Regions from separate parts of the Mus musculus genome. Here region 2 is linked to region 1. The links are chromatin loops, found by intact Hi-C in ENCODE. Cell type or tissue: heart. All regions are shown on one strand. Links, peaks and the distances in the headings refer to the core of each region. The heading gives the core; the rest is flanking DNA. Region 1 overlaps Pcolce2 (procollagen C-endopeptidase enhancer 2). Region 2 overlaps U2surp (U2 snRNP-associated SURP domain containing).

Region 1 (16,165 bases), core at 5,035-13,034:
GCTCGCTGAAGCAGTAGGAGCCATGTGTAAAGCTTGAGTGAGGTGTCTATAAGACAAGTCATGCAGGCAGACGGCTGGACTTCTAGGCCAGAGAGGGAAGTTTATGCAGAGTTAAAGGTCATGGACATGCAATGGGGCTTCCAGGGCTGGAGAGATGGCTCAGCAGTTTAGACACTTGCTCTTCCAGAGGACCTGCCTTGATTCCCGGAAGCCATGGGACGCTCCAGTGATAGAGTGAGATAGCCATTGGATTAAATAAATGATCCTGAAAGAAGGGAGGTTCTTCTGGTGTGGTGGTTTGAATAGGAATGGCCCCTTTAGACTCATGGGTTTGAATGTGTCGCCCACAGGGAGTGGCACTATTAGGAGGTGTATAGCCTTGTTGGAGGAAATGTGTCACTGTAGGAACAAGCTTTGAGGTCTCCTATGCTCAAGCCCCACCCAGTGTGGAACACAGTCCCCTTCTGCTGCCTGTGGATCAAGGTGTAGAGCTCTCATTTCCTTCTCCAGCACCATGTCTGCCTGGATGCTGCCATGCTTCTCATGATGATAATGGACTAAATCCCTGAAACTGTAATTGAGCCCCAATGAAATGTTTTCTTTTATAAGAGTTGCCTTGGTCATGGTGTCTCTTCACGGCAATGGACACCCTAAATAAGACATCTGGATATCGGGATATCTAAATTTGCCATTTAAGAGAAGGCAACACATGGTCCCACATGAGGACATCTGAGCCTGGGTTTGAGTGGCAGATGCAACAGAGGATTGTCCCTAGTGAGTATGAAACTGGGTCATCCATGAAGATGGTGGACCCTTGGAGTTGTTGCAAGAATACATAAGAGAAAGACTGAGCCAAGGGCTGTTTGTTAGTGCAGAAACTGAGACAAAGACCACAAAATGAGCTAGGTGGAATGGTGTGGTCTCTGACTTAAAAACCAGAGGGCAGAGATATATTGGAAGGCAGGAAGCATCAATTCAGGGCACCCACACACTCCCAGATAAACATCCCAAGGCTGAAAAGCTAGTTTCCCACAATCTGTTTGGAAACTACTTCACTGTCTATTGCCATGACAAAACATTGACTAAAAATTCAACTTGAAGTAGAAAGGTTTATTTCATCTTACATTTCCAGTAGCAGTCCATCCCTTAGGGAAGTCATGGGCTTGCAATGGGGGAGGAGCTCAAGATAGGAAGCTGGGGACAGCAGCTGAGGCAGAGACCATGGAAGAGCGCTGCTCACTGGCTTCATACCCACAGTGCCCTGGGCCCTCCTACATGAGTTAATAATCAAGAAAAATGGAGAAATGGCTCAGGGGCTCAGAGATGGTTAGCATACTGGCTGCTCTTCCAGAGGACCTAGGTTAGATTCTCAGCATAAACATGGCGGCTTACAACTGTTTGGAACTCCAGTTCTAGGGGATCCAATCCCCTCTTCCAGCCTCTCTGGGCACCAGGCATACATGTGGTACACAGACATATATGTAGGCAAAACATTCATACACTTAAAACAAGATGCCTCCACAGACGCCTCCAGTCAGTCCGATGAAAGCATTTTATCAATTAAGAGTCTCTTTTCCTGGCTGTCTCTTGCTTGTGGCACAGCTTGACAGCTGACAAAGGACTACCCAGTACCATAAAGATATAGCTTCATCCTTCTACAATGCTTCTGAAGTCTTCAAAAAAAAATGTTTAAGACAAAGAGGGGAAGAAAAAGCACAAGAAACACAGAGAGACACAGAGAGACACACACTTTCATAAATCTCATTAAAAAAAACAAACCAAATCTGTAAGGTTTAAAAACAACCCCCTGACAACGTTAGGAGACAAAGACCCTGCAAGCCGCCATTGAGTTCCTTTTATGTCAGCCATCTACTGCTGGCTTGTGACCCACCCTTAGGAATGGTTTGTTTCCCCAGTGAGACTCCTTTAGAGAAAACTAATTTCTGTGTTTTAGGGCAGGAGGCTTTACAGCTCCAGTAAAAAACTGAACAGCTGCCCCATGCAGTCGTCTAAAATCTGAGCAGAGGTGTTTCAGGCCGTGTTGGCTGGTGGGAGGGCTGTGTGACAGTCTGTGTTCAGAACCCCAAGGCTACAGTTCACAGTGCAGCACAGGCAAGCACTGCCGAACACACCTCAGATCTAGATATCTTATGTGTTTGAAACTGAATTAATTTTCTAGCCATTGTGCATCCAGGAAACCCTTCAGCACTGCCAAGCCTTTTGTGGCAGCTCACATTCAGTTACAGGGCCCCACCTGAGCTGCAAGGGACTCTTAGCTAGGGTTTGTGTTGCTGTGATAAAATATCATCACCAAAATGCTACTTGGGGAGGAAAGAATTTATTTCTTCATATGTAGTCCATCCCCCAGGGAAGTCAGGGCTGGAGCTGGTGCGAAGACCATGGAGGGGTGCCGCTTACAGGCTTGCTCCTCTAAGCTTGCTCAGCCTGCTTTCTTAAACAGCCCAGGATTGTGAGCCCAGAGATGACACCATCCACAGTGCATGGTCATCCACCAAGAAGATGTCCTACAAACTTGCCTGCATGTCAGTCTTACGGAGGCATTTTCTCAGTGAAGATCGCCTCTTCCAAGATAGGGTTCAGTTTGTGTCCTGTTGTCAAAGGCCAACCAGCACAGACAGCTAAAGCTGTGAATTAGATGCCATTGGTGCCTCCCTAGTCGGGGCCGCTTGAACGCTTCCTATGCTCATCATATGTTACCTACAGAACAAAGTTACCGCCAATTGAGAATAACTGTGGGTCTAATTATACTTTTAACTGTGTCTCTGAGTGGATGGGACTGATAACTGTTTACTTCTTGAGATCCTAAGGAGAGCCAATGCCGGGTTCAAAATAAACAGCTTAGTGACGCCTCGAATCAAACCTAACACTTTACACGTGAGCAGCACTCCTAAGTCCCTGTGCTATTGACAACTAGAGAGCTGTGTATTTTAAGCACACCAAGAAAGCTCCTCTTTCCCTCACGAGAACACCAACTGATTCCTCTTGTGAAGAATTAGCCTGCGCTCTGTCACTTCAGATTTGTTGGGCAGCTTTTCTGTGTTTTTTCCCCCCTAAGCTGGGCACTCAGGTCAATTCTGTTATAATGTAAAGCATACATGCATACATATACATACATACATACATATACACACATACACACACACACACACATACACACACACACACACACACACATACACACACACACACACACACATACACACACACACACACACACACACACACACACACACACATATAAAGCAGTGGTTCTCAATCTTTTCCTCGGGTCATGTAGGACCATCAGAAACATCAGATATGTACATTACAATTCCCAACAGTAGCAAAATTACAGTCATGAAGTAGCAACAAGAATAATTTTATGGTTGGCGTTCATCCCAACGTGAGGAGCTGTATCAAAGGGTCACGGCACTGGGAAGGTCGAGACCCACTGCTCTAAAAGAAGCGAATGAGACTATATTTGGATTATCTTTGATCTCAGGTTTAACAGTCTGTAGAGAGGCCTGGGTTCCGTGAGGAAGAACAGTAGTTGGTAGCATGGAGAATGTCTCTTGCATGGTTCATAATTATTTCACTGCAATGGTAAGCTTGGTGGCTCGGGGAAATAAATGCTGATCTCAACTGGCTAGATTCTGACGTAAACACCAATTATATTTAAATTCATTTTCCTCAATCTCATGACTCCCTTCTCTGAATTTCTTCGTCGAATTAGGTCTAAAGCCCACTGTGGCCCTGTGTCAGCAGAAGTGTAGACGGATGGGGACTCTGGAGAGCAATTACTGTTCAAGCAACTTCGGTAAGAAACAGAAACCAGGCTTCTCTCTCTAATGAGAAACATGAGACGGTGTGCTTAATTTCACAGGCACTCCCATGACTTAGCAACACAGTTCATTTACCCACGGAAGCATAGTCCTGTCCACTAGAGCGTGTCCACCTGGGCTCTTTGAACTGTTTGGCTTCACAGTGAGAAAAATCAACTTTACAAACAGTTCTCACCCCTGGTGTCGTCCCCCCAACCCTGCCTGCCCCAGGTATCAGTTTAAAAGCTGACTCTTGATCCATGACACTGCTATTCGGTGTATTCTGATGGACTTTGTGAAAAAGCCTATATAGTCTTTTTTTTCACACACCAGAGAATTAATTACATGCTCGCATCTGGGATCCAGCTTAAGTACGTTCAATAGTTAGGCTCACATTCAAAAACTGGCCTCTCCCAAAAGGAGTAAGTATCTTCTCCGTACTGTCTTTTCTTTTTTTTTTTTTTTTTTTTTTTTTTTTCCATTTTTTATTAGGTATTTAACTCCGTACTGTCTTTTCAAAGTCCTAAGATAAAACGTGAAAAATCTGACACCCACCAGAAGCCCTTGTAAACTGGAACCTGAGGAGGGAGGAGCTAAGTGCTTGGGGTTTCTAAGGGATTTTTTTTCCAACTAAAAACTTGCACCATCGTGAAAACCACTTGAAAACAAAAGGTGCCAAATTTAATCTTATCAGGAAAAGAAAGTTGCTGCAGCCCAACAGGTTATCAAAAATAAGTCCCATTTCACCTCCGCCCTCACCTCCTCTCCCACTCTCGCCTCCAAGTTCTGGCTTGCTCGGTGCCTCAATGTGGTAACTGCCTGCAACCCCGGGTCTGTCTTATAGGAAAGGGATGGATTTTGTGCAGTTTTCATGCTGAGTTCAAATGACTGCATAAAAAACGGAAGCAAGTATTTGCAGCCACGCCTGGGTTAGTCTTCTGTGGAAGGATCTGCCTGCCTGCCCGTGCTTGGGAGCCCCCTGGTTTCTCTCCACTACAGCCTGACACTTTTCAGTGGACCCACATTACCAGGCATCAAAGAAAGGTGTTCTGGGAATTCCGATTTTAGGAGCTTGGTATATTACATAAGCGCTGGGGGCTCACACTGTCCTGAGGGGGTTAGGTTACCCGTGTCTAAAACCAGCTTTAGCTTATCATCTGTGGCTCACTTAATGGCACAGTGACCAAATATCACCAAGGGACGGACGGCGAGTTCTGAGCCGTGGAAGGAAACATTCCCGGGAGTAAGGTTTTGGTTGTATCGAGAGCGCCAGGTGCAAGCACACAGCTCTCACTGTGTTTTAAGTTCTAGCTCAGTTCTCTAACTTTCATTTTCTAAGTGAGATTAAACTGGGTTGCTAAGTGCTCGAGAGCAAGACTTATAACTCTATCCCTTAAGTGGTAAGGTATCCACGGGTTAGAGAGAATATTTTAAAAGGGTCTCCATCTCAGCCGCAGACTGCAGTTGGGAAAGCAGCCAGATTTCTCTTCTGGGAAGTTACACCCAAACACAAACATAGCACTTTTTTGTTTTGTTTTTGTTTTAACCTTCATTTTAGTGATTTAAAATTTGAGGTCCCTTATACGCGTGGATTTTCATTTCTGAAAGGTAAAAGAATTGAGATCGTTTTTCAGCTCTGCCTGGATTTGCCTTCACTGTGGGCTTCTCTCTACAGTGTTAGCCGGCACAGTTATCACGACCGTCACTCGAGGTGGGAGCTTGCACGCCACAGTCTCGATCATCAGCATCTACAGGGAAGGCAACCTGGCCATTCAGCAGGCTGGCAAGAACATGAGTGTCAAGCTCACTGTGGTGTGCAGGCAGTGCCCCCTTCTCAGACGAGGTAAGGACAGAGCTGTAGCCTTTCTTCTGGGAAAGCTCAGAAGCAGAGTGGCTGTTGAGGGGAAGTGAAGTAAGGGCTAAAACACGATCCACTTCTGATAAAGAAGGAAGCCATTAATAACCATGAACACGAAGGGAAGAAAAAACCAGTTATCTTTCCTTTCTCTTTCTTTAGGTCTCAATTACATTATTATGGGACAAGTGGGTGAAGATGGGCGTGGCAAAATCATGCCAAACAGCTTTGTCAAAATGTTCAAGAATAAGAATCAGAAGCCCATGAACGCACTGAAGAACAAGCAGTGTTAGCCTGAGCTCTGTCACATAACCTGAACTTACTCATCACCGCTGAACGATCTGTCCACGTTAGGAAAAAAAAAAAAAAAAAACCACGCTATTTAATGCTGAGCGTTCTGAGAGATGGAGCTGAGTAACTCCTCACGCGATGGATGTGTGAGCCACGCCCCCAGTTCACTGGTGGAAGGTCTGCGCCTGCGCTGTGATCTCCAACATCTGCGAACTCACCCACCCAGTGCCTGATGGGGAAGAGCAGCGAGCTCCGACATCTGGAAGCTTGAACATACATCTCTGTAGGAGGATATTCTAGAGTCGAGTTGTATGAAGATATACAAAGGATTTTATAAAGTGCAATATTTATAATGATATTTGGTTACCTTCAAGCATTTGCTCTGAGGTGTCACATTCTTTTTTTCTCTTTCATTTTTTTAAAAGTCAATGCTTAATAAAATATTTTAAATGATTATAAGGCAGCCAGATAACCTTGTTCTCCCAGAAAATACAACTGTGGAGCCAGTCCCGTGAAACGGTGCTCGAGGTGGTATTTGTACATAAAGTTGTCGCTGTATCAGCTTCAAGTTGTCACTAAGAGTTCCAGGGTTAAGACTGATGCAGTGACGTCAGTGGACTGTAGTCTCTGTCTGCAAGAACAGAAAGGTGTCCCTCTGGCATCCAGTCCAGACTCCTTCATTTTGTCTCTGAACTGCAAGCTCAGGTATATACAAGGGAATTCCCCAGAGTACACTTCTCAGCAAAGGCAGTGCAATCTTCTAAGAGTCCTAATTTCAAACCCAAGGTCACAATGTCGCTAGAGAAGGCTCTCGAAGCCCCAGGAGGAAGGCACCTTCCCACTTGAAGCATTTAGTACTAAGGACTGATGCTTAGGCTTGCATTCGCTAGACTAAGCAATAAAGTAATCTAAAAATTCAGCAGTGAGCTCCAAGTACTCTTCGCTGTTTGTACCCATTGTACTGAATCAGACTGTATCAGTTGAGATGGACTGCTCGAGCGGCAGCTAGACCTGCAATGGGTATGACAGTGTCTGCCTCCTAGGAGATTGCTGGCCAGGGGCTGTGAAAGGTGCCTTGTCTCCATCGAAAGATGGTACGAGGAACCCTAGATAGACAACGGCACGAGTCACAAGGTCTCTTATGAGAGGCATGAAGTTGTAGAACTAAGGGGAACGCTTATTTTGGTTGGAAATGGCAATTCCCAGTTCTTGAGCTGACAAACACTTACGTGACAGCAAGATATTAAGGTAAGTTGAACAGCTGTCCTGCCAGCTGGTCAGGTGTACGAGCAATTAACAGGAGTCAGTTGGAAGGGACAGAAAAGGTTCAAACTCCTCCTGGGATGCCCATCAGTCCTCGGACCTCACCAGCTAAAGGAACGGATGGGTTAGAGCATCCTGCACCAGCTGGGCGGTGGCTTCTCTGGGCAGTGACACCCTGTAGACAGTCAGACCTGTTAATGGAATCCTGTCAAGAATGCACTGTAGGGACGTCGGAATGAGCACAGGCTGTTGTCTCTCAGTGGAAACATCTTACTGATGAATTATTATGGACAGCTTGTTTGTGTAGCTTCATGGTCACAGTGTCTCCTGTGTTACCAGTGGGGTCTGGAGTCACCCTGCAGGAAAAACCAAGAACAGTAATCCAAGCTATCCGTTCCATTGACAGCTCTGGCACAAGACAACGGCTAAGGGGACTGTGGTTAATAATTCATGACACTGGCTCATCTTTCAACTCAGTTGTTTAAAACAGGTAGTCCAGCCAGGTGGTAAGACTACTCTCCCGGTCCTACAAGGCTCTAACGTTGGTTATAAAATTGCTTTATTTAGACAGAATTCCAGTTCCTTGGTTATAAACAGAGGGAGTTGCAGTAGGCACCTGTATCCACTGACCAAGCCTATATGTAGGATAATTTTAAAAAACTTTCCCACTTAATGTACCATGAAGCAATTTTTAAAGAACTACATCATATGAATACCTTTCTCCAGCAATAGTGAATAATTAAAGATCAGTGCCAAAAAGGAAAACCAAAACAATAAAATCTTTTTCTAGAAATTAAGAAATATGCTGTTAAATAATTAACTTTAAAAATCATAACATAAAAGTATTAAAACTAGACACTTTAAATTTTATAATTTCATAAATGATACAAACTAAGAAAAAAACCAATAAACTTTTAAAAGGAGAGAGAGAGCTTTGATCCCAGCATGCAGGAGATGAAGACAGGCAGATCTCTGCCAGTTGCAAACAACCCTGAAAGGTCGGGAGGATTGCATGGAGGACTGCCATTAAATTAGCTGCCCCCCAAACTTTAGGACCTGAGTTTGGCTCCCCAGCACCCAGAAAACAACTATGTGCAGCAGCACTATAATCCCAGTACCGAAAATGCAGTACTTCTAACTAGGGAGACTGGGGAAACTGAGTCATGCAGGCCATGGAGCTGGCTGGAAGTCCACTGAATTAGCAAGCTCCAGGTTCAGTTAAAGACTCAAAAAAAAAAAAAAATGCAGTGGAGAATAAGTGAGGAAGACACTCATCGTGGATTTCTGGCCTCTACACACATATACACATATGTATGAATACATGTAAATGCATACATAACACACATGCAGGGGGAGAAATACATTTAGAACAGAAATTGAGTCAAAAAGAAATTACAAATAACAGATGAAGTTAACAAAGCTAAAAGTTGCTTCTTTGAAGTGACTAATATAATTCAGAAAACTCTGCAAGATTAAACATTAAGAAGTAGTCAAAAAAACCAAAATAACAAAAAAAAGAGTAGGGGGCTGGAGAGATGGCTCAGGGTTTAAAAGCACTGACTGCTCTTCCAGATGAACCCCAGTTCAATTCCCATTCGTGGTGACTCACAAGCATTTGTAACTCCAGTTCCAAGGGATCTGACACCCTCTTCTGGTCTCTCTGGGCATTGCATGCATATGATGCACAGATGTAGTTAAAACACATGTAAAATAAAGATAAATAAACTATTTTTAAAGATATTCACATAATACCAATTTTATGAATAAAAGAGGGACTGTTCTCAGGTTCTACAGATGACTAAGTAGTAATAAGGTCCTGGGCACCATGGTGCTCATCTGGAATGTCGGCTGCTGTGAGGGCTGAGGCAAGAAACATTACTACAGCTGGCCAAGAAATGGAGGGCACATAGTAAGACCTACACACTCACTTCTTCCATTCATGTTCTCCCTCCCTCTGTCCCTTCCAACCTCCCTCTCACCCTCTCTCATCCTTTCCATTTCTGCCTCCTTCCCCCTCTCCCTCTCTGCCTCCCTCCCTTCCTCCCCCAACAGAATAATAACATGACATTATGATCTCCTTATGCCTACAGGTTGAAAATGTATATGAAATGAAATCCCTGGGGTGAGAGAGCCTAGCAGCAGACTTAAGCAGAAAAAAACAAAACAAAACAAAAAAACAACTCTTATAGTCCTACAACCACTGAAGACATTCAGTAAGTACATTAAAATCTTCCTTCAAGGAAACTCCAAACTCAGTTAGTTTGATTTGGAAAGTTTGTCAGGCACCTACAGAGCAAGGACTGCCCACCTAACGCAAACTGTCCCGGATGTATGCAGGGAGAGGGCACGGGACGCTTTCTCTGAGGCTAATAACCTTAATTCTAGAAGTTTAGCAGACAGTAGGCACCAGGGACATATCCAGTCTGATTTCATTTAGTAGCATAGGTGCAAAAACTCTAGACTAGATATTACCAAACAAGAAGATGGCGATCCAGTATCCCAGGAATGCCTTCAACATTTAAACCATTAGTGGATATTCTTCACTGCACGAAGCTTTGCTGCTACTGGACAGACTTGTAAGAACTCTGCAGGTCCATTCTTCTCAGATGAGATAGATACATCAAGATTTTATATATGTGTGTGTGTGTGTCTATATATATATATATATATATATAGACACACACACACACATATACACACACACACACACACATATATATACATGTATGTATTCCAATCTTATTCTATAATGCAAAGTCCCATAGCTAGCCTTTGCTATTTTTCCTTTGGCCTTCCTAGAGGATGTATTATGTGCAAGGAGACAGCAGTCACCTCAGGACAGTATAGACATATCTGCCAAAAGATCTATCTTCAGAACAGCTCCATCCCAAAGTGCAAGAGACACAGCTCCCAGACTCTCACAGGAGCCAAGCTTTATGCTCAGGAAAGTCCAAAACTCTACTTCCCCGTTAGATATTCCCAGTTCGTTTACAGTTCCTCCTTGTCTAGATTTAATTTGCCAATCAGCTCATGTTTTTAACCATGAGCAAGTTTGCCTAGCAACAGAGTTGACATAGCACATTTCCCAATCACTAGGTAACAAATTAGATGAAACTGGGGCTGTAGTTCCACTGGTGGAGCGGTTGCCTAGCACAAAGCCTTGGAGTTCATCCCTAGCCCTGCATGAACCAGGCATGGAGGCACACATCGACAGACCTGGCTCCTGATCTTAACAATGCAGAGTGAGCAATCTGATGCCATGATATTTTTCATAACAAAAATAAACCTTGAGCAATGTGAGGGTTTGAATATGCTTGGCCCAGAGAGTGGCACTATAAGGAGGTGAGGCCTTATGGAAGGAAGTGTGTCACTGTGTGGGTGTGTTTGGAGACCCTCCTTCTAATTACCCGGAAGTTAGTCTTCTCCTGTTTGCCTTTGGAACAACATGTAGAACTCTCAGCTCCTCCAACGCCATGCCTGTCTGGATGCTACCATGCTTCCTGCCATGATGATAATGCAAAATTTGGAAAGGAAAAATAAGATTAATATAATGTAAAGGTGATATGTTATCCAAATGAAAAACTCAATTGGAGACACCCTCAGGTAAATGATATGATGGTGAGATAGCTCAGCAGGTAAAGACACTTACCACCAAATGAACCAAGAGTTTGACTCACATAGTGGAGAAAACTGACTCCTGAAAATTGGCCTCTGAGCTCATCACGCCCATCACATACAAACACACAAGCACTCATGTCTAAGCTAAATAATAAAATATAACTAAAAATAAGAGTTTTGCATGTTCGTCTTAAATATAAAAATAGGTTCTACCTTTAGGACAAAATATTGAATATATTGTATTTTATCATTAAAGGTCTTGAAGTAAGTACTGTCTTTAGTTAGGGTTTTACTGATATGAACAGACACCATGACCAAGGCAACTCTTATAACATTTAATTGGTGCTGGCTTACAGGTTCGGAGGTTCAGTCCATTATCATCAAGGCAGGAGCATGGCAGCATCCAGGCAGGCATGGTGCAGAAGCTGAGAGTTCAACATCTTGTTCCAAAGGCAAACAGGAGAAGACTGGCTTTCAGGCAGCTAGGACACAGCTTAAAGCCCAGGCACACAGTGACACACTTCCTCCAGCAAGGCCACACCTCCAAATAGTGCCACTTCCTGGGCCATGCATATTCAAGCTCCCACAAGTACAAACACACTTAAAGCCATTTGCTCTGTTTTAACACAGGGTCAGACTATGCAGGTTGGCCTGCAACTTGCTTTGTAGCTTAGGTTGCTTCAGCCTCCTGAGCATGGAGCTTATACACACGTGTTACCGTGGCTGGCTGAGGGAACCTACGACTGTGTAAGCATGGAAGTATTCACAGGTAGTCCGACAACTTGTAATCAGAGGAGTTTGGAACACACACAGAAAGGTACCTCTTGTCTATCTTTTGGCTGAGATCACACACAGACACTTTTATAGAGGCGCTTTAATGTTATAATTAAAATTCTTGATTTTTTTTCCCCCTTTGGTCATTTGTTTTCCCTCTTAAAAAGCAAAGTGACTTTAAAAGGCTAACATTTGATTAAATAAAAACTAGAAGTATTGTCTGTTACTTGAAAGATGTCTACAGTATACTGAGAGTGAGACTCAATCAGATGTCAGAGACAGAGCTTTTGAGAACAGAAACCAATTAGGAAAACTTATAAGCTGAGGCTCTATACATCCGACACATCTGAAAACAATAATATCAGTGGTTACATGATTCAAGGAAGAGCCTCCCGGGTGAGGAGGGGGATACTTGGGTTCTTGTGCACAGTATATCGCTAGAAGAACTGTGGCATAGAATGAGAAAGGCAAATAGAATCCTTTCTGAGATCCCTTATGGTCCCAATCCTTCCTAAACAGTCAAGCGTGGCAACCAAACATTCGAATATCTGAGCCTATTCTCATTCAAACCACCACACTGGCTCATCTTCCGTCTAAGCTACCTTTCACCCGTTGCATGTGGGTGTAAAGAATATGAACACATTTGAAGACCATAAAGGATCTCATACCGAGTCTAATTAGTGCTGCCTTTATGCACATGGTCATGGGAGCCATCTATTGGGGAGGGGTGGAGGACGTCCCTGTGGCTACACACCTAATAAAAAGTTTCTCATCCTCTTTCCTCCAGTAGCCATCGATCGTTCTTCCAGCAGGGTGGGGCCTCTGGAACCCCTCCAACTCCTTGCTGGAATTTGTGAATTGTCTTGATCTTGCGCAGGTTTCCTGTAAGGACCCACAACTGCTTTGAGTTCATGTGTGAACAGCCAAGTGCAGAGGACAGCATTTCCAGCACGCTTCCCCAGGCTTAGGCTCTTACATTCTTCTTGCCCCTCCCCTTTCCCACAGTGTTCTCTGGGCCTGTATATGGGGGGTTGGGGATTGATATAGAAGGTGCATTTATGGCTGAGTATGCACACTTGCTTATACTCAGCACTTTAAACAGTAATGCATCTTTGCTTTAATCACTGCGTTGATCACTACCCACTGTAGTACGCGACCAAGGTAACACCCATAAATAGTCTTACCATTGTTAGATCTTGCCTGGCAGATGATTATTGTAGCATGTAGGGTCCAACATGGGCTAAAAACTGGATAAAGTCGATGAAGCAGGGTCTCTCTTCTCTGTCACTGCAGCTAGCCAGCCTAAGCAAGCTTCCAGAGGAAGTCCTCTGTCCCCCTTCTGTCCCATTTTATCGTTTGAATGCTGGGATTACAGACACATGCCACTGTGCCTGGGTCCAGTTTTTGTGTGGATTCTGGGTATCTGAAGTCATCAGACCAGCGAGTACTTTTGCCTGCTGAGCTATGGATCCCTTAAATAGCATTCCTCATGGGAGACAGCAGAGAAGGAATTGATTGCAGGATGAAAAGAATGGAGCTTGTCCATAACTTGGATTGCCTAGGCCACTTTAAAAAAACATGTTTAAATTTTGTGAGCCAGAGAGAAAAGAAAAGGAAGAAAGGAAGAAATTGAGCACACGTATAGACACACAGAGACATCACATACTTTGGTTAGGCCCAACCACCTATCTCAACAATTCCACAAGTGTTCATGTATACTTACATAACACACATATGCCTACACCTATATGTGTGTATGTATGTATGTATGTATGTATGTATGTATGTATGGATAGATAGACAGACAGACAGATAAATATATACATTTAGTAGATGGGACTGAGTTTCAAATGCCACATTTATTTCTTCTTTCTGGCAATTTATACCTTCTTAGGCAAAAGTTCTTCATAAAATCACCTCATAGATAAAATGTTACACAAAGGGGAGTTACAGAGGATGTCTATAGTAAGTTCAAAGCAGTGTTTCATTCTATAAGCTCATTATAAGCTCAAAGCAACCGTTTCACGTGGCCTTGCTTTATCACAGTGCACACCTGTGGCCTCATCCTTGGACTTGACCTAGAATGAATGTTTTTCCTTAATCACAGATCTGTCCCCAGTCTATTTTCTTCACTTGCAATTATAAAAGCTCATTTATTCCTTATTATGCAGCCTTTACTTATTATTCTATGAGGAGAAGATATATTCTATTCTTGATTCTTTATGACATCTTTCTGGTAAAACAGCTAAGACCAACTTCTTAAATTTTCCTCTTAAAATTATTTGACTCAAATAAGGAATGCTAGAAATTAATTCATCTAGCATTAATAAATGAAAGTTCATCTTCATGTTGATCTGCAGGAAATTTTCCCACTAGGGTGGGTTGATGTCCAGGAATCATTAGGCTATGTAGTAATGGCAGGGAAGTCATATCAGCAGTGAGAAGCAATCCTGGGACAAAGTCTCTGAGGCTCTGCCTCTCCAGAGCACATCCATTGCAGCCATGCAAAATGGTGGGCCATCTCCAGGAAATTCACTTGCTTGCCATGGCCTTTCCTAGATGGCTTTGAACAGTTGCTAAATCATAACTTCATCCTATTAGTCTCTAGATTTGATGTAATTCCAATCCGAATGTCAATTTAGTTTTTGTTAGAAATTGACCATTCCATGTGTGAAAAAGCAGATAACCTAAATAGTAAAATTCATTTTGAAAAGTATATTATGTAATGGTAATTATCTATGGACTCCATCATTGTGCTGCTGTTAGATGCCAGGTAGCTAGTCTTTCCTGGATATACATCACAGATCACTTCTTTTGTAGCAGCAAACTAAGGTTCCTGTTGTTTTCTTAGTTTTTGTTTGTTTGAGACAGGGTTTCTCTGCATAGCCCTGAACCAAACTCAATCTAGACCAGGCTAGCCTTGACCTCACAGAGATCTGCCTGCCTCTGCCTCTTAAGTTCTTAGCTCTTTTCATCATAACTGCATTATATAATTCTCATCAGGTTGACACAAGCATAATTCTAATACATTAAAATTCATTGTTCGAAGCAGGGGTTCACCATGTAGTTCTGGCTAGTCTACAGTTTGTCATGTTGTCAAGGCTAGCTTTGAACCCTAAAATTCTCCTGCCTTATCTTCCACCAGGCTCAACTTAAAATTCATCATTTTTAACAAAAGCAGTTTTCTGAGTTGTGCAGTTGATCTTCTTTTATAGATCCTATGAACCAATGATTTGACTTTAGTTTCTAATGGTGTGTGTGTGTGTGTGTTTGTGTGTGTGTAGTGTTGTATAGGAGTATGCAGCCTATAGCCTTTGTGGCTAGCTTGTATCACTTTTTAAGATTCATCTGTGTGATGCAGATATCTCCAGTGTGTATGTGTGGTAGCTTTATGTGTTAACTTGCCTAGGACTAATTTCATTTCCCAGAATCCTTCGTGTGCTTCCAATTAGGGTGTGAGATCTGAAGTGACATAGCAGCTTTTCTGTTCTTTCTGCCGGGACTTTTCTGACTCACATATGCTGATTCATCTTGCTGATGCGGGGCAGCTGCACCTTTCTTTGGTCCTCCTTTCAGCATTTCAGATTCCTAACCCAAAGGTATGCCTACCAACACACTTCCAAAGGAGAGTGGCAAAGGCAGCAGTATTGCCACAGGATAGGACAGCAGAAGGCTGAAGGCACACAAAGTATAGTTCATCTGAGTCCATTTTCATGGCTCTAGGGAAGATCTAACAGTAAGATGGTATTGCTCCTAGAAGTGGCAAGTGTTGCTGAGTGTCTGATGTTGGCAGTTTGCATTTTAAGCCTTTGTGATCATAAGTTAAAAAAAAACACTAAATTTTATAGATGGCATATAAGTTATGTCTCAAATATTTTCCTCTGTGTATGTGGGGGTGTGTGTGCAGATACTGTGTGACACAGCATGCATGTGGATTTTATAAGGCAACTTGTGGGAGTAGGTTTTCTCTGCTGTGTGGGCACCAGGGATTGAACTTAGGTCATCAGACTTGGTGTAAGCACATTTCCCCTACTGAACTATCTTTCCATCCCTATAGTATCTCAGACTTAAAAAGTAAATGAGAGGCTGGAGAGATGGCTCATTGGTTAAGAGCACTGGTGGCTCTTCCAGAGGACCTGGCTCAATTTAGTCCCTACATGGCAGCTTACAACTATCTGGTACTCCAGTTAGGGGTCCCAACACCTTCTGACTTCTGTGAGTACCAGGCACACACATGGCACATACACATACATGCAGGCAATATACTCTCACACATAAAATAATTAAAAAATAAAAACCAAATAATCGTAAAATGCTCAAGCTCTATCAAACTTATGATCTAATGTCAACTTTTATTCACTTTTTTCTTACAATATGCTGTCATTCAAAATATACCCCATCAGTTACTCATGCACACATAGGTACTCTATAAATTTTTTAATAATTAGGTATTTTTTTAGAATGACTAAAAATCCTGATGTAAAATCCCAACTTGGAAGCGCATAATCCCATTGTAGACAAAATATATAATTTTACAATAAAC
Region 2 (16,165 bases), core at 3,777-11,776, 200 kb before region 1:
ACTGCAAAACTAACAAATTTAAGATCTGATTTAATAAAAGACCCATCTAAATTACTGTGTTTCTAATACACACATACCAGATGGAGTTTTTACTAAATCTGACCTTTAATGAGGCAACATCCCTTTGCTGCACACTTCAAAATTAGTTTAGAATTCCTAACATGTAATCCTGCTTCTATACTATCAACCAATGAAAAATTATATTGCAAAGCCATTAGTGAATGAATTCCAAAACATGGGACATGGTGAGGTACCCACTCTCTGTAATGCTAATCTTCCCATATTTAAACCAAAAAGATATGAGTAACTTTATTAAATCACTTTATTGGTTGCAGTTATAGAAAGAATTTTTTTTAATCTGAAAATCTTTAACAAAGATTCAAAATTATTTTCTGACACTGACTAATGTGTCAGCTTAAATATTCATACGCTGCTCTAGACTTCTCCTTCACCAGTCCCCAAGTAGTTCAGAGTTGGCAGGTAAAGCGAAAGGATATTGGCTCACAGTGAAGAACACATAGACTGTATCTTACGCATTCTCAACTCAATTAAGTCCATGTAACTGCTAGAATATAAATAGAGTTATAGAAGACAGATTTGGGTAGGGGGAGTGAAAGCGCTCCATAATAATTTGTTTCAAAGTATCTGACCGTGAAATAATCTCAGTTATGAACTATATTTTCTACAGTTTTCAAACAAGCCAACTTAAATGGACACTGATATGTAGTAGAAAAAAAATAATTCTAAAGACCAAAAAATTACATGGAGGTTTAAATTTTTACAAAGGGGAAACTATGTATTTAGAACTACCAATTCAACTTCAAATTGTTTAAAAACAAATCACTTAATTTTAACTTAAAATTTATTTTCCTTCACAATAGTATTAACTGCTGTGCAGATATGCAGTACTGCTCCGTAGTAAGAAAGAACTGTCAACACCCATGCAGCTCGTGACACTGTTTAGACAGGGGCCATGCAATTGTCACTCAGTTCTAAAACCCCCATTGCTATAAGGCAAAGCCAAACTCAGGGAAGTTTTATGTGCAAATCATAAAACATGACCATTGACCAGGTGGACAAATGTTATAGATACAGAGATTTTTATCAATATAGTCAAACTTGACTTCATTAATTTAAAGAACATGAAAAATGATATATCAAGTTTAAAACCAAAGGATTCATTCTAATAGTAAGTCAAAACTTTTCAGCAAAATGTAATTTTGTTTAAAAATAAGCTGTGTCACACATAAAATTCCTAAACTTGTTTTTTGTTTGTTTGTTTTGGGTTTTTTGAATGCTAAAAAAATACTTTCCCTGTAAACATTTTAACAGTGGAAAAATAACCCACTATAGTATTAAACAGGCTTGTAACTAATAAGAACCTATCTTCATTAAATTACAAGTTTAAAGGAACTTTTAAAATGTTTCATATGATTATTTAAAATCAAAATGTGACAATTAGTTGGTGCTGACTTGGAATCAAGAGGAAGGCATAATCATACTCTTCCCTTAAGGATTATATAATTTTCTTATTTAAAAAATTACTTTTTCTATCAAAACAAAACAGTGTAGTACAAAAAAATGTTCTATTTTAAAGTGTATTATTTTATATTTAAACAGTAATCATCTTATTCTGGGTAACCACAACAAAAAGAGGCCTCTCAGTTAAAATAAAAAGCACATTTATTGGAGTCGATCGTACCAATGTCTGGTAAACCTGTATACTTTCCCAATCCATCCCATGATGCCTTCCTGGTCCCCCGCTGCCGCAGACAGCTCAGCTGGTGTTGCTCACCAAGGCCAATGTCAAAGAGAATTTGGAATTCTTTTGTGTTCATTTATTATTCAACCAGTGTTGTGTTTCTGTGTTTGGGAAAAGGCTGAGCTTGACTGAGCAAGAGCATACCTACATGATTGTTCTTCATTAGCAGTGTATTAAAAAGAAAAAAAAAAAGAAGAAGAAAAGTAATAAAAGAGATCCAAACGCCTTTACTATGACTAAAAGATCCTAATACAGCCAGTGTCCATGAAAATAATTAGAATTTCTTCTTAAAATCAATTAGAAAAAAAGAAAAACAATACGACTGCACCTCCACTAAGATCTAAAACCAAGGTTGCATATTTAAGGCATGTAATCCAGATGTTTATCCAAGATAAATAAAGTGGGTCAAATTGTAATATTATCTAAGCTTTAAAACTCATTTTACTTATATACCTATTTTCCCTTCACAATAGTTTCAAATTAGCAGACCAACAACTCCACATTAATTTATTTAAACATTCTAATTTCTAAAGGTATTTAAAAACTCTCTAAAATGAGAATAAAAAACAAAAGAAAAGATGACATAAAATTGCAAAGTGTACTAAACTTAATTTTTACACATCCCCCAAATGTAGTGGGAAGGAGCCATTGCTCAGTCAAGATATTACCTTTTCCTCAACACCAGTTCTTTTCAATTCAGAAGGGGATATTGTCTATATTTAGATCAGTAATAATAAAGAAAAACATGTACCTTTCTGTTGGGATAACCACTTTGACTATGGCTTGCGACAGAGTCTGTATATGAAGTCACATCAGATAATAAACATAGAATATGTGAGTATTGTTAACAAGTAACAAGCAAAAATATACATATGCATTGAAAACACTACACATCTAATCACAAGTTCTGCAGGCAATCACTGCATTTGAAGTAATTATACACTAAGCAATTACATAATGCAAATGGATGTGTTCACAGTGAACAATTACTGTTCACCAAAGGCAAAAGCATAGAACATTCCTGCTAGAATGCACATCAATGTACTGAAACAGGGGCTACACTGACAATTAGCAGATAATTAACTTGTGAACTAATTAACTGTCTGCTCTGACCACACAGTTGGTTACTTTGTTCCCAAGCCTTTAAAACCAGCCCTGGCATTTCAAGTGTAATCAACTCATAATAGAACCAACAAATTCTTATAACTTGAAATTAAGTTGGTTTTATGTTTAATAAAGAAAAATATTCACCCTTTGTTTTTACTAGATTAGTTAACTATTTTTGAAATATCATATATGCTACTATATAGTCTAATAACTCAAGACCTTGAAAGCTATGTTAGTTTGCTGTCATCCAAACAATTTAACTATTTAGGTGGGCTTTCTTAATTGAAAAGTCACTTAACCAAATAAAAACTACCATGTTCTCAAAACAAAGTAAATCCAAACACTGACTACAACACTGGGGGCGGGGGAGAGGGTGCGCTTACCGAGTGCTCAAAAGGGAATGGCAGCCACAAATAAAAATATTAAATATGACCTAATATTTCAATACAGGGTTTTCATGGGCTAAGGCAGGGAACATATTTACTTATTTATGAGTTGCCAGAGTAACACATGTCTATAAAAATTGTTGAAAAGAAACACTACCACAGATACAGTATTTACATATCAGATGCAGTCCTATGTACATTTTTAAAATTACCTTCTCGAAATCCTCCTTGTTTTTAGGTGGTGGTAACATGGGAGCATTGGGGTTTTTTAATCGCTCTCTAGGCTGCGCATTAAAAGGCAGTCCGGATGGAGGTGGGGGGAGCGTGTGTTCCATCATAGAAGGCGGAATGTATATTGGATGTGGAGGAATAGGCACAGCTTTACCCCAACCTAACTTCATTTCAAAAGACATAATCATTTTTCCTACAAAAGAAAAAAAGAAAGGAAAAAGGTTACTTTGACAAGCTCCAGAGAAAAAGTATTTCTGAATTAAATTTCCTATGTATATTTTCCAATTTGAACCAATTCTCAGAGTTTTTATGGCTAATTTTCTACACCAAAGAAGTACCTGACTCCTACAAATGGACACTAAGGACTTTACCGTTTAAGTTCTTTAGAGCTCTTTCAGCATCTCTTCTGTTCATAAAAGCCACAAAGCCACAGTTTCTTTCTCGTGCTCTTTCTTCATCAGTTCTAGGCCACATAATTTTTACACTAGCTAATGGTCCAAATCTTCCAAATTCTTGGCACAGCATTTCTTCATTCATCTATTAAAAGATCAGAGAGTTTGGTTATGCAACAAAAAGGAAAGGAGGCGCTAAGAATATTATGCAACCCAGAAAGCAAAATCATTTTTAAAAGTAGAAAGCAACATATTAACCCTACAGTATTACACTCAAAAACTAGAAACTCTACATTGGCAAAAAACCCTGCCATACTGGTGCATTTGAAGTACTTTCATATTAGAAGCCTTCTATTTTATTTAAATAAGCAGTTAGGGCTTGGCGTCTTAAGAGCTACTGGAACCAAAGGCATGTCTGATTTCTCTTCCTGTTTGAAGATCTTGGGATCTAAACACCTATGCAATCACAGCACAGGAAGATGGGAACCACAAGGAGCCCCAGAGGAGAAAAGGAAAAGAGGACCTCCATAAGAAAGCAAGCTACCTATCAGGAGGTGCCTCAAGAGTACAAACTAGTTACTAAGGAAGCCACATCTTCACAAATGTACAGGAAACAATTCAGATCCAACTAATAAGCCCCAAGTTTTCAAAACAATTAGAAAATACCATCTAATTCCATCAGATTTGTCAAGTTCAAAATCTTTTTTTTTAAAGATTTATTTATTTATTATATGTAATTACACTGTAGCTGTCTTCAGACACTCCAGAAGAGGGAGTCAGATCTCCTTACGGATGGTTGTGAACCACCATGTGGTTGCTGGGATTTGAACTCAGTACCTTTGGAAGAGCAGTTGGGTGCTCTTACCCGCTGAGCCATCTCACCAGCCCCCCAAGTTCAGAATCTTAATTTTATCTAATTATCCAACAACAAGAAAAAAAATGAACATAAGCCAACATTCATTTTATTTTCCTTATATTACCTGTGGATTAATGTTTCCAAGGTATAAATTTGTAGTGCTGGGATCTCCTACATCATGTGAGCCAGGTGCATAATCATCAAGAACTAGAACAAGGAGAAAAAAACAAGTTACACCCTGCGAAATACAAAGTTGAGACAATTCCTAATTCTTTAAAAAGCAAAAAATCGGTATTACCACCAGACGATCTATTTCTTCTTGAAGGCACATCCACTTAAAGGGGGGAAAGAAAACAACTCTTAGTTTCTAGGACAATAAGTCATAAATGTGTGCACTAAGATAAACATCACTTACTAGAACGTCGCTGACCATCAGAGTCTGACTGAGGAGGCTCAAACCGACTTAACCTGCCTTTTGTTTTATGTCTCTCATCACGTTCTTCCTGAATTCTGTTGAAAATAATTATAGTTAGCTAAGAGTACACCACAAGTTACTCATATTTAGTAACAGTTTCTCTAGGTATTATCTTCAAATAATGTGATGTGTTTATTTGCATCAGTAATAATTATAACCAAGATTAGTGAGCCCCTCAGTCACAGAGCAGGAGTGATGGCTCTTAGGGGGAAAGGAAAGTCAACATAAACCACTACTTACGCTTCTGCTCTTAATAGATTTGATGACACCTAACTTGAACCCCACTGAATAAACAGGATTCCAGACAGAAAATAAGCATCTGAACTAAATCTATACATTACAAACAGATATAGACACTGAATAAATGCTAATTGATTTTCAAGCACATCCTATCTATTGTAGCTTCAGAAAGCTCACTTGCAAGCCAGCAGATAACTAGTATATGTACCAACAGCTATAATTATCAGTCCAATATGTCTACGATAGAATTCTATTTTTAAAGATTTTATTTTATGTATGTGAGTACACTGTTGTTCTCTTCAGATGCACCAGAAGAGGCAGCAGATCCCATTACAGATGGTTGTGAGCCACCATGTGGTTGCTGGAACTAGAACTCGGGACCTCTAAAGAGCAGCCAAGTGCTCTTAACCACTGAGCCATCTCTCCAACCTGATAGAATTCTTCCTATAAAACTTACTGTTTTGACAGGAGTGGTGGTGCACGCCTTTAATCCCAGCACACGGGAGGCAGAGGCAGGCAGATTTCTGAGTTCCAGGCCAGCCTGGTCTACAAAGTGAGTTCCAGGACAGCCAGGACTATACAGAGAAACCTTGTCTCAAAAAAAAAACCAAACCAAACCAAAACAAAACAAAAACAACTTACTGTTTTAGTTCTTCTTTGAAAAGTTCCAAATTGCTTTTTTTCTTTTCCTTCTCCCCTTTTTTCAGTGGCTATAAAGAATATAATAAGTTATAGTTGAAATAAAAAAAGATTAAACAAAATTTATGGTTTTTGAGGTGATAAGAATTTCTGGAAACACAAAAATGGCATTTTTTTTAATAACCTTGAATTTATCATCTAATTGTGAATTACATAGCAATAAATCTGCTTTTTTGTTTGTTTGTTTTCAGAGGTATCTTGACAGCCACAAAAGAAAAATCCATCTCACTATTTAATGTAATCATATTTAATTAACCAATGTGGCTCCAAGTGACCTGATCCCACATTTATCAACCTATTATCTACCATAAAATTATTTCCAATGAACAAAAAAACTCTATGATGAGAACTTATCAAAATAGACACACCAATTCCTAATTCTTAAAAGGTCCCAAAACCATCCCGAAAAACATGTACTACATGTTTAGGATCACAATTCAGAACTGTTTAAAAGAAAACAATTTTACTGTACATTTACAACTCAACTTTTGACTGCAATATATAATACGTACATAGTAACAAAGGTTCAAAGACTATCATTACCATGTTTTAACCTAATCTATTACCGCTTATCTAGATGAACTACTGAGTTAGACAGCATCAAAACTCAACACCTACTTCAAGACTTTAAGAAATTTTGTATAGTAGATGCACTCAGAGTACCAATAACAATGCCAAATTCTAAAATCACTGCTCAATTATGTAAGAATGACTTACGGGTTTTTTCGTCTCTATCACAAGAAGAGATGGCGGCCTTTCATTGGATGACTGATTTGGAGGATTTTTTTGATCTGCAAACCTTGAAGATGGTTTATAGATTTTACCTCTTTTTTCATCTGTTTCATGTTCATCTGAAATTTAAAATAGTAGTTTATAAAACTAACTTCATATAATTTTCTTAAGAAAATTATTAAGTATTAAGTATTTTTAGTATTTTAGTATTAAGATTTGAATATAAAATTAAATTTACATACTACCACTCAACCTGAAAAAATAAAATCACAATTTGACCACTTTATAGCAAAACTATAAAACATTAAAAATTCTGTAACATAATTCACTTTTTTTAAACTTGAAAGGTACTAGTTATTATTATTATCATCATCATTATTACTATTATTATTATCTATTTCATACAGTCCCACTAATCAAATTTGAGTCTTAATTACTTCATATTTGATCATTTATATTGTTTATTAATCTAACCACTAGAGGGTGCTAATAGAAAAGAAAAGTGATAATTCAAAGTCAAATGTCTTCCATAATTAATCTGTTATCACATTATCCAAGGGTTGTTTTCAAAGCCAGATATTGGTACTTACCTTTAGCTGCATTAACAACCCCGCCTCGAACAAACGTTTTCACTTTATTACCATCACTTCCTTCAAAAGCAGCAAGAAATTCCTCATAAATTTCGGCCGCTGCCTTCTCATCCTCCTAAATACGTAACGAAATATTAGTTACACAAGAACTGCTGTTTGGGTATGGTTTGACTGATTCAGTTTGCTTTGTTTTGAGAGAAGATTTCACTGTGGAGGCCAGGCAGACTTGAACTCAGTATCCAGACAGGCTGGCCTTGAACAGAGATCTGACTGCCAAATACTGTCTTAAAGGCAAATGCCAACACAGAGAGTGGAAGCTCACCAGTAATGAGCACTGGCTCTTCTCCCTAAGAACCCAAGACCCAGCACGCACACTGCAGCTCACAACCACCTCTAATTCCAGTCCTAAGGGACCAACCCCCTCTTCTGACCTCTCTGGATACCAGGCACACACATTCAAGCAGACAAAAACACCCATATACAGAAAGAAAAAGAAACAAAATACACAAACCTCTCCCTTCTCAAATCTAGTATCAAATACTTGGTGGACATTACATATTAGCCATGATATGCTATAATTTAGTAATAATATTACTAAATGCTAAGTAATTCAAACACAAAGGCTTTGCTCCTTTACTAGAAATTGAGAGATGCAGACAAGAACCCCAGGCAGATAAACAAGTCAATGTATTTAAAGGCAATCAAGAACCAGACTACAGGACAAAGGACTAAGTAAGGACAGATCCTATTGCTGTTAGAAAGTTCTCCAAGGCACGATGACTTAATTCATCAAATATAAAAATTTCCTTCTCAAATAATCAAAGATACAATAGAAACAAAGCCACAGAATATCCTCCTGACATGGCATTTAAAAAAGTAGAATTGACATCACCATCTAAATATCCTCAAATATGTATGAATAAAATACCAAGCTGAGAATGGTGGCACATGCCTGTCACTTCAGACGTCAGACAGGAAGACAGAACTCCAGACCAGCCCGAGCTGTGTAAGACACTACCTCAGAAATAGAACACATAAGAAAATAAAAGAAGCCTCTAGTGTCAGAGGGAAACAAACAGACTTTCCCAGAAACAAAACTGGCATAATTTACTGACAACTAATTAAGAAGATAGAACAAAATCAAAATTTTTTGTATTATATAAGATGAAAAACTGCATGAAGATTACATTTTAGGAAACAATCCTAGGAATTCAAAGGGATTCTCCTGGGAATACAGATGCTAGAAGAAAATACAGGGAAATTCCTCTATAAGCCAGAAATGGAAAAGAAAGGAAAAGCTTGGTTAAAAACACAGTAATTGTAAGGAAAGACTGACAACTGATTATAAAAACAGTTTTTACATGGAAGAATAAAACCAGAAAGAGAATAAAAAGAAATAAAACGGAGGTAGGGGGCTGGTGAACTGCATTGCCACTATAGGAATTGCAAATTCAAACACTCAGGTATCATTTTTCACACTACAGACTGGCAAAAACTCCCCCAGTATAATCTGCTACTTGTGGGTGGTGATATCACTAACACATTACAGATAGAGAACAAACTGTCCCTGCCTGACAGAGAAGTACAGAAGAACCACATTTATTAATTTACCATTCCAACAATTTCCCTTTCAGGAATATGCCTCAAAAGGCAAACTAAAAGAAAACCAAAATGCATCTGTGTATATAACATTATTCATAACAACTTTACTTGCAATATAATGTCCAAAGAGCAAAACCACAAATCCCAATAGGATTTTACAAACCTATGAAGCTTTAAAAAGTTCAATGTTTCAATCCTACAAGTAATCACAAAGATATAATATTTAATTTAAAAAGGTAAATGGAGAAAAGTACCCTCACGCTATTGCATTCATCTAAGGGAGATGGGTACACTACAGTGGTGCATGCACACACAAACACACACTCACACTTTGACAACAAGAACACAACATCACACAGAGCTATAGATAGAGAAGCTAAAGCCAAAATCATGAACATTTGTTGTGTTAAAGACTTGACTCCTGTGTAGATGCAAACATCAAGAAGTCAAATTCTTCAGGAAACACAGCTGCTACTGCTCTCTTACACAGTCACTTCTAAGTATAACCTAAAATACACTCCAAACATTACCTTTTTCTTCAGTTCCTCTTGTTCCTTCTTACTTAGGGTTCGCTTTGCTGTGCTCATTTTTCCAATACTGAATGCTTTAAGCTTGTTTTCTAGAAGAGGCTATAAAAAAAAGCAAAGAGATTATTTTGTCGTTACATACAAATTTTACTGTTACCTATAAGTGTAACGTACTTTAATGATAACTTCATCTTTAGAAGTAAAGTACCCATGCAAAGAAAAACTGGCACACTCCAAACTTAGATCTCAGGCATCATTCTAATGTAAATAGATAGTAATTAAGGGATGCTTTTTATTTCCGAACTCAAAGTCAGTTACAGGCAAGAGCCATTTTTTAAAGGGAAATAAAGGTTAAAAACCAAAGAAATAAAAAACAAGGCTTAGGAGAAAAGAAAGCACAGAGGAGGGCAAATAGACACTGCAGGAAAGGCAGCAGCTATGACAGGAAACACCCTCAAATGGGAGGATTAAAATCACATCACATCCGTAATTAAGTACCTCATTTATCAAAAACACTGATATAAACATAATTTCATTTTTTATTGAGAATGTACCATCTACTTTGCATTCAGATTTCAGCATATATAAATCTTTATAATATTTTTGAATATACATGATCATTCCTAATCTGAAAATCTAAAATCTGAAACACTTAACACCACAAGTGGAACATTTTATATCTGATCTCAAAGAACAGGTTGCAGTCAAATTTCAGGTGTAAAATACTGTGCAACAAATTACCTTTGGGCTATATGTGAAGCTATACATAAGAAAGAGATGAGTTTTATGTTTAGTCTTGGGTCCTATGCCCAAGATACCTCATGTATATGAAAATATTCCAGAAGTCAAAATCTTAAATAAAAAAAGGAAAAAAACAATAAACATGCCAAGCAGTTCAGATAAATGAGTCAATTTATACAAGAAAACTGTGCCTGGCAGCACTAAGTAAACACACTGGGTTTAAAGAATAGAGTGGGATTCTTTCTTCCCTCTTCCTTCCTGCCCCTGTCCACTGCCATCTTCACAACACTGCCAAGCTAAGATGTGGACCAAGCTCAGGAGCTGCCTCTGTCTGATAGAGCAGCTCTCAGCCTCACAGAAGCTTCTCCTTGCAACAGTGAGAGACCACTGCAGAAACTACAACTGTTCAAAATACAGGGACTAACTAACTAACTGATTGAGGGGCACTAAAACACAACTGAAAGAGCAGATCTTAAGAGCCAGAGACCAGGAAGTCTGCTGATAGACTGTCTCCTAGAAATGACAGCCATGAAACCTTATATGGCTGCCTAAACATGACCTGAAATAACACCACCAACAGACATGCTAAAGTGGAAGAAGGAAATCTCCAGTGGCCCTACCTCTAGACAGAAGCCAGGCAACTAAAGACTGCTGAGAAGGAGATTTAGTCTTCCCCAGGGATGAGGCCCACAACTGGTTATACAATACCAAGAGGAAAGCCCTGAAATCATACATACACAAGCAACACTAAAACAACTCAGCAGCTTGTACTTAGTCATTTATGTGTATATATGCATATACATATATATATGTACACATATATATACACACATATCAATAATAATAAAAGGGGTGTGATTTGAGAGGAAGTCAGGAGGTGGGAACACAGGAGGGGATAGAGGAAGGAACTAGAAGGGGGAAATCATGATATAATTTTATTTAAATTTTTAAACATTAAGGAAAAGTACATGAAGTTGGGGGGAAAGGGGGATGTAAGAGGGATTGAAAGGGGAAGAATGGAGGGTGGATTTGATCAAAATCCATTTATATAAATGAAATTCTCACGTATTTTAAAAGAATTAATTATAAAGACAGGAACTCTTAATGTAGACCAGGATAGCCTTGAATTCACAAAGATCTTTTTTTGTTTGTTTGTTTTTTGTGTGTATGCATATGAGAGACAGGGCTCGTGTGCCAGAGCATATGTGTGAAGGCCAAAGAACTTAAGCTAGCTAGTTCTCTTCAGCCATCATGTAGGTCCCAAGCAGCAAGCTGGGGTGTCAGGTTTGATGGCAAGAACCCTTACAACTTGAGCCACCTAACCAATCCAAAGAAACATTTTACTGAAGCCTTCATTATTACAATTTAGAAAGTTTCCTTCTAAAATCTGATCTAAATAGTCTATAGGCCTTTAGTTGTTTCATGTTACTCGGGATTCACAAATGTAAAAGGTAGGGCAGTTAATTAAATACAAGCCTAAAATACTGAAATCTTAAGTTTTTCTCTTCCTTACTAAAATAAGAAGCTAACAAAGTACTTTGGAAGGATATTATGGTGAGAAACATTGAGGCCACCTATTTTGAAGGTTACATTAAAAGCCCTCTGTGAAAGATAATCAGTTAATAACACAAAAGTCACTTCTCTTTCTCTCTCCCTCTTTTAAGATTTCTATTTTCTGAGTGTTTTGCCTGCACATACTCAGGTGCACTATGTGTGTGCCTGGTGCACAATGAGACAGAGGAGCATGTCAGAGCCCCTGGAAATGCAGTTACAGAGAGTTGTAAGTCACCTGTGGGGTACTGGGAACTAAACCTACAGTCCTGGGCAAAAGTGCTCTTAACCACTGAGCCATCTCTCCAGCTCCAACAATCAAATTTTCAAACAGATTCAAAATCATCTTTTCCTCAGAAAAGAAAAAATGTCTTGCCATCATTCACTGTAATTATAGTTAGCTTCAAATGAAGACTACGTTGAAACTGAAGGAAAAACACAATTCTAAGAAACTAAATGTATAGCCAGGCATGGTGGCACACACCTTTAATCCCAGCAGTCGGGAGCCAGAGGCAGGCAGATCTGAGTTCAAGTCAGCCTGGTCTACAGAACAAGTTTCAAGACAGCCAGGGCAATAGAGAAACCCCTTCTCAAACCAAGATGGAGGAAAAATAGAAGGAAGTAACAAAGAAAGGAGAAAGAAGAAGAAAAAAGAAAAGAAACAAAATTTGCATGCTCAAATTTTTGTTTATAAATCCAAAGAGAAATGGCAAAAAAAATTTACTGAATGTTTATTCAAATGAAGAATATAATCTTTTGTGTAAAAACTAAGTTTTGCTGAATTAAAAATACTTAAAAAAAAAGTTATTTTAAGATGTGTTCCTATGGGATGGGGGAATATGTCTTTAATCCCAGCAATCTGGAGACAGAAGCAGAAGATCTTTGTAAATTCAACACTATCCTGGTCTATATTAAGAGTTCCTGTCTTTAAAAAAAAAAAAATGCCGGGCATGGTGGCGCACGCCTTTAATCTCAGCACTGGGGAGTCAGAGGCAGGCGAATTTCTAAGTTCGAGGCCAGCCTGGTCTACAGAGTGAGTTCCAGGACAGCCAAGGCTACACAGAGAAACCCTGTCTCGAAAAACCAAAAAAAAAAAAAAAAAAAAAAAAAAAAGGATAGTCAGTGTTTAATGCTGGCTGGCTGATGACTTAATATTTTCTGATTTTTTTTTCACAAGAAATTTTAATTTGTATACTTTAAAATAGTGCTAGAAATTGAACCTAAAACCTCACACATGCTAGACAAGTACACTAACCTGTATATCAACCTCAAGAAAATTTATTTTACATAGATTTTAGAAAGCCAGAAGACCTGAGGGAGGCGCTGTAGTAATGAGCCCAATTCTCAAGGGCTGGGGAAACTGAAACTCAGTCAGTAAAAATTCCACTGCCACTGGCGACTCAGCATGGAACCCCAGCACCTATGCAGTAGAGGTCGAGAATGTGTCTGTAGCCCAAGCACCACACATCTAAGGCCCAACGGCTAGCCAGGCTGGCAGAACAGAAGAGCAATTCTAGATTTGGTCAGGGAATCAGGTTCATAATAATGTGGAGTGATTGAGGAAGATGCCCAATGTTGACCTTTGGCCTCTACTTGCACCTGCACACACATATGTGTATAATACACATACAAATACAAAGGACTTCTTTCTGTGTTCCTGCCTGTCCTAGGACTCCATTTATCCAAGTGACTAACATCTACTCTTGTTTGTTTTCAGAGCGAACATAAGCTCTCAGAGCACTAGGAATGCATCCTTTTTATACTGTGCATATACATGCATGTTGTAGGTAGGTGGATGTGCATGCCAAGGCATGTGTGTAGTTGTCAGAAGACAACTTTGTAAAGTTATTTCTCTCTATCCACCTGCACACAGGCTCAATGAATCCAACTTGTTTCTAGGGTTACACAGCCAGCACCTTTCTGAGCAATTTCACCAGATCCAATGATTGTCTTAACTGCCTAAATGTTTCTTTTTTGTTGTTTTTGGGTTTTTTTTTTTTTTTTTTTTTTTTTTTTTTTTTTTTTTTAAGACAGGGTTTCTCTGTGCAGCTCTGGCTGTCCTGGAACTAATTCTGTAAACCAGGCTGATTTCCAAGCTCAGAGATCTGCCTGCCTCTGCCTCCCGAGTACTAGGATTAAAGGCATGCACCACCACTGCCCAGCTGCCTGAATACTTCTAATAACTCAATAAATATGACAATAATCACTTTACATTCAAATGTTTATTTTTTTAAAAAATTTAAAAATTAAACACCTTTAATGAAACATCTAATATGAGCTACACATTTTTCTTTCAATAAATGGGAGTTTATCATTAATAAAGAATATTAATTTCACCAGGCGTGGTGGCACACTTCTTTAATCCCAGCACTCAAGAGGCAGGGGTGGTTCTGTGAGTTTAAGGCCAGCCTTTATTACAGAGCTAGTTTCAGGACAGCCAGAGCTACGAAGTAGTGGGATCCTGTCTCAAAATATCGAAAAAAGAACTAAGTACAAACCACCATATTCAATCAAGGTCAGAGCAAAACCGTCAGCCGTCCTTAGTCGTCTTCAGCAATACTCACTCTTGAGAGATTCTGATGAGGAGAATCGCAAAGGCTTTCGCGGGAACTCTCATTCCTATAATTGTGTTTTCTTGGGCTTTTAGGTCGTGTTCGACTTGGCATATCACTATCTGAGGGTCCAGATGCATCCATCTTCAGATAAAGTTTTAAAAATGGTTTCAAATATGACATCCACAGTACTAAAAACTAGAATTAATCCAAAGTGTCTACATACTGACAAATTTCACTATTATCTAAAAACACATTACTAACACTACCAAGTTCATAAGTAAATTCCTTAAGAATTTCATGAACTCTGACTTGCCCTTGAAAGCTCAAATATCACACTGGGAACATTTGTTACTCTTGAAGTAACAGGTTCTTTCCTTTAGTTAAGAAAATATCTGTCAAATACCCAAGTCAGATTAACAAGTTTATATGTCAGGCATTCTTTCAAGAAGGGTGGTTCATAAGATAGACTTACATCTTCATACTCTGGAAGTAGAGGACCTTATATGCACTTGTCTCATCACACAGGATATGTAAATGAAAGACCCATACATGAGTTGAGTCTTAAGTATTTTATAACCTCACTAAAAATAGTTTTGTTTTGTTTTGTTTTTTTGAGTAGTAAGTCAGCTTCAATTTCCTGATCCCATGATCTTTCTGCTTTATCCTCCCCAAATGCTGGGGTTACAAGCAGGGACCCCACTTAGGCTCACCCACTGAAATATTCTTAAGCTAGCATATTTTACTGTATAAGATGGGTGTAAATATAACAGTATATTTTGGAGTCACTTCCTTGATTCATACTAATGTGCCTAAAGTTTGCCTACCAGTTGTTTCTGCACTAGCAGGGAAAATGCAAACACAATGCAAAAGTTGAATAATGCCTTGGCATTTGTACAAAAGGGGCTTATTTTGGCCTACATGAGGCATGGGGAAGGGCATGTGTACACTTGTTTGTGCATGAGTTTGGAGTATTTATCTTCCATAGTCACTGCCACCTTTTTTTTTTTTTTTGAGGCAAAGTCTCTCACTGAATCTGGAACTTAACAGTTAGGGATGCTGGCTGGCCAGGGTGCTCCAGGGATCCATCTACCTACCTATCTTCATATCCCATAACAAAGTTGAAATGAAACATGACCAGTTTCGGGGCTGGAGAGATGGCTCAGCAGGTAAGAGCACCCGACTGCTCTTCCGAAGGTCCTGAGTTCAAATCCCAGCAACCACATGGTGGCTCACAACCAACCATCCGTAACAAGATCTGAGGCCCTCTTCTGGGGTTTCTGAAGACAGCTACAGTGTACTTACATAGAATAAATAAATAAATCTTAAAAAAACAAAAGAAACATGACCAGTTTCCACACAGGTACAATGGTGAGCACTTTACCTACTGAGCCATCTCCCAAAGCTCCTATTATAAAATAATTCTGAGTTCACATACTCCTGAAAATGTTTAACAACTTGTAGTAGGAATCTACATATAATATTTGAATATTGCTATAACATGTGGAAAAATATTTATTGCAGTATTCAAAATGCCAAAAAACTTTAAACATGAAAACAAACAAGTCTATCTTTCTATAGTAGAACATTATGCCATAAGAAAGAAGTGAATAGCATGCTCTGTGCCAGCTGATTTGCAGGGAGTTCAAAAGGCAGGTACAAGGTATAGCAAGAAAGGGGTCCTTTATATAGACAGAATTTTATAAGCAAAATAAAATATTA

Evidence for each region. A loop is a pair of places that touch in the nucleus more often than their neighbours do. Peaks named below come from ENCODE experiments on the same cell type or tissue, not always from the same donor. Only the 100,000 strongest peaks of a DNase experiment are listed, where the experiment ranks them.
Region 2: it touches region 1 in a loop (4-fold over the local background); 3 of 42 quality-filtered maps call a loop at or near these places.

What each region holds. Positions count from the first base shown.
Region 1 is chr9:95,689,128-95,705,292 of GRCm38, forward strand. It overlaps Pcolce2 (procollagen C-endopeptidase enhancer 2), which reads left to right. Exons shown (of 9, transcript NM_029620.2): 7 at 3,734-3,817; 8 at 5,497-5,664; 9 at 5,839-6,424. The coding sequence ends at 5,969. It overlaps Trpc1 (transient receptor potential cation channel, subfamily C, member 1), which reads right to left. Exons shown (of 13, transcript NM_011643.4): 13 at 15,955-16,165. Among named protein-coding and RNA genes, the nearest start is that of Gm39407, 9.7 kb to the right of the region's middle. In heart, for the core only: a CTCF peak has its summit at 8,892 (motif pointing left); no DNase peak of the experiment used is centred there.
Region 2 is chr9:95,486,233-95,502,397 of GRCm38, forward strand. U2surp (U2 snRNP-associated SURP domain containing) reads right to left here. Exons shown (of 28, transcript NM_001357974.1): 3 at 14,456-14,587; 4 at 9,603-9,701; 5 at 7,471-7,585; 6 at 6,866-6,999; 7 at 6,092-6,159; 8 at 5,150-5,244; 9 at 5,036-5,068; 10 at 4,859-4,941; 11 at 3,858-4,023; 12 at 3,468-3,679; 13 at 2,514-2,557. Among named protein-coding and RNA genes, the nearest start is that of U2surp, 18 kb to the right of the region's middle. In heart, for the core only: a CTCF peak has its summit at 7,366 (motif pointing right); no DNase peak of the experiment used is centred there.